Regions from separate parts of the Homo sapiens genome. Here region 1 is linked to region 2. The links are chromatin loops, found by intact Hi-C in ENCODE. Cell type or tissue: heart right ventricle. All regions are shown on one strand. Each heading gives the region's core, and the rest is flanking DNA. Links, peaks and the distances in the headings are about the cores only.

Evidence for each region. Hi-C counts contacts between places; a loop is a spot of excess contacts. Peaks named below come from ENCODE experiments on the same cell type or tissue, not always from the same donor. Only the 100,000 strongest peaks of a DNase experiment are listed, where the experiment ranks them.
Region 1: a loop joins it to region 2, with 2.6 times the contacts of the local background. A loop is called at or near these places in 21 of 110 quality-filtered maps.

What each region holds. Positions count from the first base shown.
Region 1 is chr1:232,570,677-232,573,602 of GRCh38, forward strand. The region is part of intron 2 of SIPA1L2 (signal induced proliferation associated 1 like 2); the gene reads right to left. Among named protein-coding and RNA genes, the nearest start is that of SIPA1L2, 58 kb to the right of the region's middle. In heart right ventricle, for the core only: no CTCF peak of the experiment used is centred there; no DNase peak of the experiment used is centred there; H3K27ac peaks cover 1,949 bases.
Region 2 is chr1:232,619,040-232,621,965 of GRCh38, forward strand. The region is part of intron 1 of SIPA1L2 (signal induced proliferation associated 1 like 2); the gene reads right to left. Among named protein-coding and RNA genes, the nearest start is that of SIPA1L2, 9.6 kb to the right of the region's middle. In heart right ventricle, for the core only: no CTCF peak of the experiment used is centred there; a DNase peak (open chromatin) is centred at 1,582; H3K4me3 peaks cover 833 bases; H3K27ac peaks cover 2,500 bases.

The sequences.
Region 1 (2,926 bases), core at 271-2,770, 48 kb before region 2:
TACTTTCCTCTGTGCTCTTAAAGACATCATATGGATCCAAATCAAAAGCAACTCAAACAGTAAAAATATAAATAAAACTTAATTTTAAAACAAGAGAGAATACCTGGAGTTGGACTAACAGACTGGAAAAAATTTAGATCTGCAACTCATACCACATGCAAAAATAAAGAAAAAAAGCATCATATGCAAATTTAAAACTAAAATATGGAAAGTAATTTTTATAATTGTGGAGTGTTTTCTCTTAGCATGAGAATCAGGCCAGAAACTATAAAAAAAAAAAAAAAAAAGGAGCTAAACTTAGGGAGAGACTGAGAGACTGACATACTTGATAAAAGAGAACTCAAAACTACTCTATTGCAAAAGGTATCTCCAGAAAGCTCAAGGGCAAACTAAGAATTGGAAAAAATACTTGTTTGTTACATGTGACAAAAGACTAATATCCAGAATAGAGATTTAAAATATCAGTACATGTAAAACTCCAAAAGATAAATGAGCAAAACAAATACAAGTGGTCAATAAGCATGTAAACCTAACCTCAGTATTAATTTTTTAGAACATAAACACTAAAACGATAAAACACTTTTTTTAACATTAAAACCAGACAATGAGAAGATGTCTACAATATATTGGTAAGTGAAAATAAAGGCAATGTACAACATATCTGTGGTCAAAAATAGTACATATTGAATAATTCAATTTTTTTAAGTGTGCATGTGGGTTTCTGAAAAGTCTGTTGACAGTGATTGCCTTTGGGGAATGAGACTGCAGGAGAGATTTATGCTCCATTTTATACATTTCTGTGTTACCTGAAATTAATATACTTACAAATTTAAAAACTGAAGAACTTTTGGTAAAATGAAGTTTGCCTAAAATCGTGCACACACATGATATGGCTTGGGTATTTGCTCCCTCCAAATCTCATGTTGAAATGTGATCCCAGGGTTGGAGGTGGGGCCTAGTGAGAGATGACTGAATCATGGAGGTGGATCCCTCATGAATGGCTTAGCACCGTCCCCTTGGGGTTAAGTGAGTTCTCCTTCAGTTAGTTCACATGAAATATGGTTGTTTAAGAGAGTCTGGGACCTCCCCCTTCTGTCTGATTCTTCCACTCTCACCACGTGACATGCTGGCTTCCGCTTCAACTTCTACCTAAAAGCTTTCTTAGGTCTCACCAGAAGCCAAGCAGATGCCAGTACCATGCTTCCTGTACAGCCTGCAGAACCGTGAATTAAACCCCTTTTCTTTGTAAATTATCCAGCCTCAGGTATTTCTTTATAGCAACACAAAAAGGGGCTAACACAATGCATCACAAATGTGCTCCCTATTGTATACGGTAGCATATTCCAGAACTGCACTCATCAGATTACCCATAAAGAAATTAATCTGGAGACCATGTCCTCTAGGTACACGTCTGTATACACCTGACTAAGGAAAATTCAGAAAGTGTGAAGTCCACACAGTGCCTGTTTCCCATAGTACTCCAAAGTGCAGTAAAGGCCAGAAGGTCCCCAGCTGTGTCCGGGCAGCATGAGGTGTCCCTTAGCTGGCCAGCAGGCTAGTAACAGAAAGAACTCATCACTTAGATTCGGAGGAAACCAAGGAACTGGGAGGGACAAGGGCAGCCGTACAATGTGTTGGTTTTTCCTTAAACCTAGGTGGGAAGCACCTCCCATTTCCTATGCTGAAAATGTTCACTATCTCCCTCGTTTTACTTCCGCATCAGAATTTACTCAGTCTCAACGGTTTTCATTAGCACTTCAGCCAAGTCTCTTGATTCCCATTAGGAGGGAACACATTCTTTTCAGGCAGAGTCTGTGTCTACTGTTCTCTCCTCCATTCCACCTCTTTTCTTGCAAGGATTTTCACAATTTCACCACTCAACATGTATGTACTTATGTACTCACAATTTATAAGAAACTCGTAGTGGATATCCACCCCCTCCTCCAGTGGTATTCTGTCACAGTTTAAATGTTTATCGTCAAATACATATATATATATATACACACACATATACATACATATATATATATATATATATATACACACATATATACATACATACATATATATATATATATATATATATATATATATATATATATATTTATTTATTTATTTTTTCCTTGAGACAAAGTCTAGCTGCCCAGGCTGGAGTGCAATGGCGCAATCTCGGCTCACCGCAACCTCCGCCTCCCAGGTTCAAGTGATTCTCCTGCCTCAGCCTCCCAAGTAGCTGGGATTACAGGCGTGAGCCACCATGCCCGTCTAATTTTTTTGTATTTTTAGTAGAGACGGGGTTTCTCCATGTTGGTCAGGGTGGTCTCGAACTCCCCATCTCAGGTGATCCGTCCGCCTCGGCCTTCCAAAATGCTGGGATTACAGGTTTGAGTCACTGTGCCCGGCCCCCCAAATCATTTTTAAAGGCAAGCTCCCAGGCCACAGACCTCAAAATGCACCAACACGCATAAAAGACAAAGGCTATGGAAATAATGATTGATCAAGGGACACAGCAACTAAATGCAGCGCCTGACCCTAGAGGGACCCTATATGGAGGGGAATGATGCTACAAAGGACATTTTCGAGCAAATGGTAAAACTGGGATACAAATAATAGATTTGGTGTGAGTAAGGAATCGATATTAGCTATCTGAAGTTGATAACTAAACCTCTGTTACCCAAGCAAATATCTCTATCGCACTGAAGTGCTTAGGGGTAAAAGGTCATGAAGTTTGTAACCTGAAAACTGTGTGTGTGGGTGCGTGCATGTGCCATGTGCCTGTGTGCATTGTTGTGTAGACACAGACTGAGAGGAAAGGATGGGAATCCATTTTTGACAATCCAAAGCTGGAGGACAAATGTCCTGGGGGTGGTTACTTCCGACAGGCTCCTTCACAAGCCCATCTTATTTCCTGCTGCTACAGGAAATG
Region 2 (2,926 bases), core at 121-2,620:
TGGAGTTGCAAAACCTAAACCAGGCAAAAAGATGAGTTTGTATTTAAGCAGATCATTTTAATAGAGATAGTACTGTGATCAAAGGAACAACTGAGAGTGTTCTGTATGTATCTTCTGGTCTTGGAGAGGGCCTACAGTTTCCCTGCACACAAGAGGCCCTCAACAAAAACTCAAATCCTAACCATTTTCCAAAGCTTAACTCAAGTTCTATCTTCCTTGAATGTTTTCCTAACCATGCAAACCCACCTTATTCTCAGCTAACCACACAGTCTTTCATCTGAAAGAAGCTGTAGCGCCCATCTATCATATGGTCTCATTTACACAGGAATCTTTTTCTAATACACCTGACACATAGCCATCAACTCTGCCCAAGTTAGTTAGTTCATCACCTAAGAAGGCAGTGCATTCATCACCTAATAAGGTAGCCCATGCTACTACACAATAGCTCTAGTGATTAAATCATGCCCTCTGATAGTTCTGAATCAGTAACATCAGGAAGTTTAACTAGAAGAACACTCAAAGTCCCTCCGAGGACTAAATTCTAAGAGTCAGTTAATTTGCTGACTCTGCCTGACAGCTACCCAGGACGGGATGGAAGGGATGGAAGGACAAGATCCCTGTCCTCAGGGGTCTCACACCCTAGGGTGCCCCTGTTAACTTGGAAATCTTAGAATGCCAGCATTTAAAAAGACTTCAAGATGGCATGGTCCCACATCCTTATTTTAAAATTGGATTATAGTCACTGCCCCAGAAAGCTGAGGGAGTTAGACAAGGCCATGGAAGAACCCCTTATCCCACTTGTATCATCTGCAATAGCAGGATATTCTACTCTGCTCTTAAATGCTCCAAATAGATTTTTTTTTTAAGATGGAGTCTTGCTCTCTCACCAGGCTGGAGTGCAGTGGCGCGATCTCAGCTCACTGCAACCTCCGCCTCCCGAGTTCAAGCGTTTCTCCCGCCTCAGCCTCCTGAGTAGCTGGGATTACAGGCACGCGCTGCCAAGCCTGGCTAATTTTTGTATTTTTAGTAGAGACGGGGTTTCACCATGTTGGTCAGGCTGGTCTTGAACTCCTGAACTCATGATCCGCCCGCCTCAGCCTCCCAAAGTGCTGGGATTATGGGCATGAGCCACCACGCCCGGCCAGATTTTTTTAAATTACCATTTTTCTCCGTAGTTTTACCTGTTCCAAAAAGGAAGAAGATAAAAGTTCACTTTTAAACACACTAATGCTTGCAGGGATGACAAGGAAAGCAAGTGCATATTGCCAGAACCCTGTTCCATGAAGGTAGGTGTCTCGATGTACACTTCTCTCCACCTTCCTCAACACCTCCCAGGGTGCTACAGCAAGGGAAGTACAGATGTGCTAAGCCTTTGCTATTGGAATAACAAAGAGCGTAGTAAGATGAAAGCAGTGTCTCTTGAAACTCTCCTAGGGCCTTGTTCCTCATTCCATGCACATATCCTGTGCCGACTCAACATCCCCTCTGCTCCACAGCTTATCTCAGAAAGAACTAAGTTACGGTGCCAAGCTAAGAGGATGAATTTAGAAAGCTTCACATAACCAGACGCACAGCGACAGCAGCCATCAGACATCACCCAGATTTAACTGCCCTAAAATTAGCAGTCAGAGCAAAGTAGTTACTGCAATGATTGCGTCAGAGCTATTCTGACTGGCAAACTGCCAGTTTTAAACAAATTGTCCTGCTTTCTCTACCAGGGAAACAATATTTTGGAACAGAGCCAGCTAAGCATTTCAGTGAATGTTCAAATTCTAGCTTCTCTATTAATGTTGTATAATTCAATGACAAGGTGAACAAAGTCTACATAGGCTACATCTGCAAGGGTGTTATTTTCTTTGTTGTAAGCACTTATTCTTTGGGTGAGTAAAGTACTGTGGATGAATCCTTTTAAATATTTAAATGCCTGAAATGTATTTAGGGATTCACATTCAACTGGCTTAAACAAAGATTATGCAAATCTAGCAAAATATAAATGCAAAACAAAAATTGTTTTCCTCTTATATTTCTTTTAATCTTGGCAAAGACTCGGGCTAAAAAAAATGTTCTCTGCATGATCACAGAAGGACCCACTCACTTCCCAACAAAGAATATATAACCTGATTCAATCAGTAAAACTGCTACCTCACCACAAATTACAAAATTTCTAGTTAATAACAGACAATTCACTGGCTGAGAGAACAGGGCAGTTTTTAGACCAGAACAATGAGCTCATTAGCCCAACCCTCAGCCTCCACTTCCCCCTTTCAGTGATAGTGAGTCGGTAATTCCGCCATTCTTATATGCACACACCTTCTTTAGTTCCCTCCCTCTCTCCCTTCTTCCTTTCTGTCTTTTCATTCTTTCCTTTCATCATGATTTATTGAAACCTACCATACCTTACAAGTGAGCTGTAGAATAAAGAACACTATAGCTGGAACCAAGAGAAATGGGTTTAAAACATAAGGACTCAGATTCAGAAAACCACACTTTCATTAAACCTTAGTTTTTGTATCTGTAAAAGGGAAAAAAATCCCACCAGCCTTATAAGGTTCTCGTTAAGTATACATGAGAGAACACAAATGAAAGTTCAAGCACGGTAACATTTTACACTCGCCTTTAAGAATATCTCTCCCCAATTCTTTATTCTCTTCATAAATCAACATTAGTCTCCTTCACTTATTCTTGTCATTTAAAACATTTTTTTTTTTTTGTGACAGGGTCTCACTCTGTCACACAGGTTGGGGTCCACTGGCACGATCAGCCCACCGTAACCTCGAACGCCTGGGCTCAAGGGATCGGCCCTCCTCAGCCTCCCCAGTGGCTAGGTCGACAGGTGTGCACCACCACACTCGGCTCATTTTAAAATTTTCTGTAGAGATGGGGCCTTGCTTTGCAGTCCAGGCTAGTCTCAAACTCCTGGGCTCAA